Linked DNA regions of Homo sapiens: region 1 is linked to region 2. Evidence: chromatin contacts called from ENCODE Hi-C or POLR2A ChIA-PET data. All regions are on one chromosome and are shown on one strand. The core of a region is the stretch at or near the end of the contact, and the rest is flanking DNA. Distances in the headings are between cores, read along the strand shown.

Region 1 (3,816 bases), core at 1,023-3,522, 60 kb before region 2:
CTAGTATATTAAAAGACCAGTGGCTCATCAGAAGTATTGAAGACATTAAAGGCTCAAGAATGGTCCAGGTAAGAGACCTTTTGTAAATCCTTACCACAGTTAATCAGAAATAGAATGCAAAGAATTACTACTCAACAAAAAAAGGAAATGAACTATTGATACTCAGTATAACATTGACAAATGTCAAAATAATTATGCTCAATGAAGCCAGACAAGAGTATATATCGCATAATTCCATGTATATAAATTTCTTGAAAATGCAAACTAATGTATAGTGACAGAATTTAGATCAATTGTTGTCTGGGGTAGGGAGCAAGTGTAGAGTCGGGAGGGAGAGATTACAATGAAGCAGGAGAAGACTTTTGGGGTTGAATCATATGTTCATTATATTAATTGTGGTGATCACTTCATAAGTATATTCAAATGTCAAAACCTATCAAATTGTATACCTTAACTTTATGCATTTTACTGTATGTCAATTTTACTGTATGTCAATCAACAGCTTAATAAAGAAGCTGTTTTTAAAATTCAGGAATTAAAAATAAATTATTAATAGATAACAGGGTGTGGGGAATTGACCAGGAGAGAAAAAAAGGCAACTAATTGACTGTTTTTCCCAGGGTCAGTCCAGACAATTTTACGAGTGTACATTCTTTTTCGGTTTCAATTTAGTGCCTCAAAAATGAGTTATTGTCCAGGTACTTTACTTTGTATCTCTAGAAAAGTGCTACACTTAAACCAAAACAAGTGGTTTATATTATAACCCTTTTTACTAATCTATTTTAAAATCTAAAGACATTCTTTTATTTTTACATGTATCATCATCACCTATGCCTCATCTACATATTAAGAATAGCTTATTTCTTAATACTTAATGCTTTCTATTTATTGCTAGGATTTTGGTGGAAGAGATTTTCCAACTCTTCATCCTCAAATAATACACATATAATAACAGTGGGTAACAGTGGAAAAATAAATGAGCACTAGGACTATTGATCGGGTTTTTTTTTTTTTTTTTTGAGACGGAGTCTTGTTCTGTTGCCCAGGCTGGAGTTGCAAGCTCTGCCTCCCGGGTTCACGCCATTCTCTTGCCTCAGCCTCCCAGGTGCCCGCCACCACGCCCGGCTAATTTTTTTGTATTTTTAGTAGAGACGGGGTTTCACCGTGTTAACCAGGATGGTCTCAATCTCCTGACCTCATGATCCACCTGCCTCGGCCTCCCAAAGTGCTGGGATTACAGGCATAAGCCATCGCGCCCGGCCCAATTGATCTGGTTTCTTAAAGAAATACTTGACAGGGAAGGAAAAGAATAGAAACAGACAGAAGAGGCCAGGAACAGTGGCTCACTCCTGTAATCCCAGCACTTTGGGAAGCCGAGGCAGGCAGATCATCTGAGGTCAGGAGTTCGAGACTAGCCTGGCCAACATAGTAAAACCCTGTCTCTACTAAAAATAAAAATTTAGCGGGCATGGTGGCATGCGCCTGTAGTCCCAGCTACTAGGGAGGCTGAGGCAGGAGAATCGCTTGAACCCGAGAAGCAGAGGTTGCCATGAGCCCAGATCGTGCCACTGCACTCCAATCTGGGCAACCCAGTGTGGGCGACAGAGGGGGGGAAAAAAAACAGACAGAAGATATATTACACGCAAATGTAATGAAAGGAGCCTGATGGGATTCTTGTTCAATCAAATCAATGGCAAGCTGACTTTTTTTTTAGGGGCATTTAGATACAAGTGTGTGGGAGATAATATTAACGATTTTTGTGAGTGGGAAATGGCATATGATTACACATGAAAATATCTACAATGCTTAGGTATGTCTACCAAGAAGTATGAGGCCAGATATGACTGAGGTCTGGGCTAAAACAGGAGCTAAAAATAAATTATTTAGGCAGTTAGGGTAAGAGAGTCTTCAGTAAGGTTTCCCTTTTAACAAAAAGCAGCCCCCAAATCATTTCTTTTCTAACAAAGAGCAGCCTGTAAAATCGAGCTGCAGGCATAGGTAAGCAAGCTAGAAGCTTGCACGGGTGAATGCCGGCAGCTGTGCCAATAGGAAAAGACTACCTGGGGGCCAGACATGTTCAACATGGAGGTTCCTTCTTCCGTTTTCCTTGTCAACCACGACTACAGTAAAGGAACAGGCAACATGGCGCAGGCAGCGTAGAGAACCTGTCTGCATAATAAAAGATCAGGGTGGGGTGGCCAGCTTCCTCATGTGCTATGTAAATGATACACCTGGTCCAACCAATGTTTGGGCCCTATGTAAATCAGACACCGCCTCCTCAAGCTCGTCTATAAAATCCCGGGCATTTCACTATGAAACCGGAACACCCGCCCAGGAGTCCCTCTCTCTCTCTCTCCTCCTGCCAGAGAGAGAGTTCTTTTCTCTTTCCTCTTGCCTATTAAGCCTCTGCCCTTAAACTCACTTCTTGTGTTTTGGAGCCCTCGATTTCTTTGGCGTGAGATGACGAACCTCGGTCATTTACCCCAGACAAGATGCCACTTCATTTCTACTTTTGTATATATTTGAATTTTTGCATAATTAAAAAAATTTAAAGGCTTTGTTAAACTACTAGTCACATTTTAAAAGGGGGATAGACAATCTTTATTTGTCAGATATTTTTAAATAAAGAAAAGGAAAAGGGGAGAGGATAAGTATGCGAGGTGTTAGATGTGTTAATTAGCTTGATTTAATACTTTGCAATGTATACATATATTAAAACATCACATCGTACACCATATATACAGTTTGTCAATTATATCTTAATAAAGCTGGAGGAAAATATGAAAAATTAAATTTAAAAAAGAGGAGAGGAGGAAATCAGTGATCACAGCAAAAAGGAAAGAATTGACCTGCAAATTAGAAGCCAGGTCGGGGAGGGGTGGAGCAGGGGGTGGGGGTGGGGTATGTGTATGGTACTGCCTCAGATCTATTTCCAGAATTGACCTAACCTGACTGAGTGACCTTGGAGAAAGTCCCTTACTCATTTTAAAGTGGGGGAAAATGCCTGGCTTCCCAGGTGTGTATGAGAGTTAATTGCCTTTTCTGCAGTCCCAGTGGATGGATGGGTGGAGTTATTCAAGGGCCTCCTATCCTCCTAAGTGTCTTTAGGAGACCTGATGGTTTTATTCCCTCTGAGCTGCCACTGGATCAGATGACAGGCGGGTGGGCAGCCTCCACATTCTGCTCCTGTCCCCAGTGAGGTTTACTTTCCAGGAGCCATTTAATCTCAGAAACACTGCCATCTTTCCAGCTTTTGAGGCTGGAAATCCATCTCTCTGTGTTGAAGCTCTTTATTCCTTGTGGTCCCACTCCCTGGAGCACTGCAGACAAGAACCTAGGTGACAAGAAAAAAATGGAATGACCCCAATTTAACAAGCTCCCCTCTACATTTACAGGGCAAACCGTGACTTTTCTCAAGGCCCACAAATTATAGGGAGGCAAAGGGTGGAAAAATCCAGGAAAAAAAAAAAAAAACAACCATACCACCCATACAAACATACCAGATGGAAGGAAAAGATGCCTATAATTCTCGTGGCTTTCAAAGGTATTTATTTAGTTCAGATATTTATGAAACAAACCCTAGAAATTCCAGGTATCTCTCCTAAACAAAAGAACCACGAATGTTTGCTTCTGGTCAGCATGAAAAATTGGTGAAAAACTAGATGTTAGACATAGGTTCATAAGGTAGATCTTTACAGCTCAGATACAGAGCACTGCAGGCACGTTTTCTTACCTAGTTGTCCAAGTCAGCATCAAACTCAGAGTCACCAATGACTCTGACAATGTTCAGGAGATGCTTTTCCTACTGATGTCAAG
Region 2 (3,838 bases), core at 717-3,216:
TCTCTGCAAACTAAGTGTCTCTCTGTCACCCTCATCAGAATTCCTCCACTCCGCACTCTTTCTTCCACAAGGCTCTCCTACAATCAAAGTCTGGCATGGTCTATCTGAGGAGGCCAGGGCCATGCTTGTGTCCAGCTATAGACAACTTAGGAAAGTGAGTTTCTGGTTTCTTCCTGGAGAAGTGGGATTCATAAATCTGGAAATCTTCAAACCAGGGAAGGGTACTGAGAAAGTGCTGGCAGCTGGATGACTAGGGTTCATATGAGTACATTTTTTTCTGGATAACTTTGCAGGGTCCCACATATAATTGTGCAAGTGGTACAATATATACAGGCCCCATTGTAGTGGGGTGGTTTCTGCCAGCTCAGGCAGCATCATGGGCATGTGTGCAAATATGAGGACAAGGGACTAAATGTACACGTGGAGAATCATTCTCCTCTTCCCTGAAATCACATTCATACTTCAAGCCACCCCTTTCCCCTGCCCCTCCTGGGAGAAAGTTGGAAGCAAAAGTGTTTGTGAAGATTCAGGCTGAGATACTTACTTCTGGTGTCCCCATCGCTCACTTGAACCCATAGATATCCCCCATTTCCTTACCGTAATCTGCTAATAACATGACTGTCCTGCCCCACGGGATGCTCTCTGGTCTCATTAAGTCTGAAAATGCTTGGGAAATGCATCTGCCAAGGACTACAGCCAACTGTCATTATTATCATCTGCTTACAGACACTCTCCCAGGCAGCAAAATATTTTCAAGCTCTAAAATCCCGGCCCTAGCCCGTCCCTTTATTTTCATCTTACCTAGCCTGCGTAGATTATCTGAAGGACACACAGACTCAAAATCAATGTCCCATCTGTCTCTTGTTTACAGCTTATCAGGTGTTGTGAAATGAAACAGTGAAATCCCTGGGAGCATTTCCTCTTCTGAACTGATTTAACTTTAGCTCTCTGAAGCTTTCTCCTCCTTTGGCTTCTGAGAATGGTGTGCTGGTCTGAGAAGCAAGAACTTTTCATTGGCATAGCTATTAATAGTGACTAATATGGACTTCTTGTGCCTTGCTCCAGTTTGAAATTTATAAGGATGGCTGCCTCATTGCGTGTGTGTGTGTGTGTGTGTCTGTGTGTGTGTGTTTGTGTGTAATTGCTTTGCTCCTTCTTTTGCATGTGAGTAGATCAATCTTAAGGATCAGGACTCATCTCTGTCTCCCCACAACAATGCCTCCAAAAGGGGGGGGGTTCATGACTGTTTCAAAAATAACTTATATTTTTTATGCATGAATCTTCTTTGCTCCTTCCTTCCTTCCTTCCTTCCTTCCTTCCTTCCTTCCTTCTTTCCTTCCTTCCTTTCTCTTCCCTCTCTCCAATCTGTTTCCTCTTTGTCTCCCTTTGCCTCATCCATGCCCCATTCTTTCTCTCCCAACTCCAGGATTGTGTGACTTTTTTCTCTGACCTTTTATCCTCACTGCTTCTTTGGCTATGATTTGAATCTGGGTCACTAGAATAAGCGTGTCCTTCCTTTCTCTGTAGACTATACAGGTTGACTGCTTTGTAGATTTTGGCATTTTGTAGGACATCATATGAATGCAATTTTTCTGGATAACTTAGCAGGGGCCCACATATAGTTGTGCAAATTGTACACTGCACACAGACCTCTACCGAGTGAGCGAATGGGGCAAAACTCTAACCCATGCTACTGTCCCCAAGCTGTGTATCCTGGGAAAGTGCTACATCCACTGAAGGAAAAGTCATGCTTTTGTAATTTGGTGACTAATGCTCAGTCCTAGCAACCAATTATGCACACACAAATAGGCACTGCATAATTGTTTACTACACCACATTCCCTCCAGTCATCTGAATTTACATACTCTCAAAACTCACATGGCTTCCAGCAGTGCACATCCCCACATTCCCTTCCAAGGCAAGTTGGTGTTTGAAAATCACACTGCCATGATTTCACCCCATCACATTTCATCCTATGTGAGTTGGTTTTTCTACAGAAACGATGTGACAAGCAGTGATTATATCCTAAGGGTGACATCACAATCACCTATTTAAGCTATTATACTGTTGAAAATTGTTTATTGCAAAGGAAAGAAATAAGAAAACCCTATTTTTCTATATTACTATTTAAACAATCATAAAAACAATAATCCTAAGTAAGATGTTATTTTGGAAAGATTACATAATTTGAAAGAGGCTGGCCTTCGAAAGAATAGCAGGATTATTAGGAGAGCAGAAGGAGGCAATCGAAACCTCTGTGGGGATGCTGATATACGCTATAGAAGTAAGATTCTGAAAAACTTCAGAGGATGCCAACTAGGTTCTTTGTTTAATCTAATTTCATTGCAAACCCCAGGGTAGTTAAATCTCTAAAATTATTCCTAGGTTCATTAGGCTTAATACAGCTTATTTCTTGGATCACAAAAGGGACCAAGAAAGGAGAGGAAATAACATTTTTTGAATGAGGTAAATAGGCAAGAGTTAGAAGAAACTAAGAAGATAATTGAAATGCATGTCTCACCATGCGTGAGAAGGAAATTAGCTAGCATGGAAATAGCTGAAGTTGAAGCAGTGAGTGTACATGCTCGTCATGAAGTTAGTGGAGCATATTAGTCCTTCTCACACTGCTATCAAGAACTACCTGAGACTGGATAATTTATGAAGAAAAGAGGTTTAGTTGACTCACAGTTCCACAGGCTGTACAAGAGACATGGCTGGGGAGGCCTCGGGAAACTTACAATCATGGTGGAAGGTGAAGGAGAAGCAAGCACCTTCTTCACATGGCAAAGAAGGAGAGAGAGAGCAAGTAAATGAGGAAGTGCTACACACTTTCAAACAACAAGATCTCGTGAGAGCTCACTCACTATCATGAGAGCAGCAAGGGGGAAATCCACCTCCATGATCCAATAACCTCCCACCAGGTCCCTCCCCCAACACTGGGGACTACATTCAACATGAGATTTGGGTGTTAACACAGAGCTAAACCATATCACAGAGGAGACCATGTAAGGCCCTGGAGAACATGTGGGGCTGGGAAGGGCATAGGTGTAATGTGCTGGGACTGATGTTCCTGAAAGGACCATGCTGGCTGCTGTGTTTGTCAGGGATCAAGGTGGAATGTAAGCAATGAACTTGGTTGTAGCAGAATCCAGAATATGAACTGGGTTATATTCTGTATAAATTTTAAAGGTAGAACCATCAACATTAGCTGATGGTTAGTGGTACCTTTGACCCAATGGATTGCTTAACTACAGAGGAGTAGAAGGGAAAGTAAGGAGGAAGCTCTCTGGCTGGGGTTCATGGAAAATGCTGAGGACTAGAGTTCTTTGCTCAGGGCTCTGTCTCCCTGTCTTGACATAACTGCAGCAGTGTGGGCAGAACGGAGTGGTTGGGCTCTGAACTAGACTTATCCACTCGTCTCTCTTGTCTTTCATTCACAAGTACTTAGTGAGGGCCTACTATGTACCAGGCACAATGCTGAATTCTGGGAAGAGAGACAGCTAGTGAACAGGTTCCTCACCCACGGAACTCACAATCTAACCAGAGTCATGCACCCAAAATGACATTTTGGTCAATGACAGATCACTTATACAGTGGTGGCCCCATAAGATTACAATACTGTATTTGGACTGTACCTTTTCTATGTTTAGACATGTTTATATACATGCAAATATTTATATTGTGTTACAGTTGCCTACGGTATTCAGTACAGTAACCTGCTGCACAGGTTTGCAGCCTGGGAGCAAGAGGCTACCCTATATAGCCTGGGTGTGTAGTAGGCTATACCATCTAGGTTTGTGTAAGTGCACTCTATGATGTTCACACAATGTCAAAATAG

What was found. A loop is a pair of places that touch in the nucleus more often than their neighbours do. ChIA-PET counts read pairs that join two places held with the same protein, here RNA polymerase II (POLR2A).
Region 1: a loop to region 2 is called in a map of A673, with 8 times the contacts of the local background. The contact joins the enhancer-like site here to the promoter of LINC01265 in region 2. A Hi-C loop is called at or near these places in 3 of 168 maps with a recorded cell type or tissue (A673, dorsolateral prefrontal cortex and endothelial cell of umbilical vein). POLR2A ChIA-PET finds 5 or more read pairs at or near these places in 2 of 52 experiments (OCI-LY7 and activated T-cell).

What each region holds. Positions count from the first base shown.
Region 1 is chr5:38,658,244-38,662,059 of GRCh38, forward strand. The region is part of intron 8 of LIFR-AS1 (LIFR antisense RNA 1); the gene reads left to right. Among named protein-coding and RNA genes, the nearest start is that of LINC01265, 60 kb to the right of the region's middle. RefSeq lists an enhancer at 2,064-2,358. Within about 2 kb of position 2,273, at least 9 of the 41 ENCODE cell types and tissues checked have a DNase peak (open chromatin) inside an H3K27ac peak, as active enhancers do; they include A673, where a contact is called at or near this core.
Region 2 is chr5:38,718,307-38,722,144 of GRCh38, forward strand. LINC01265 (long intergenic non-protein coding RNA 1265) reads right to left here and starts at 1,967. Exons shown (of 5, transcript NR_104631.1): 1 at 1,879-1,967. The region is part of intron 3 of OSMR-DT (OSMR divergent transcript); the gene reads right to left.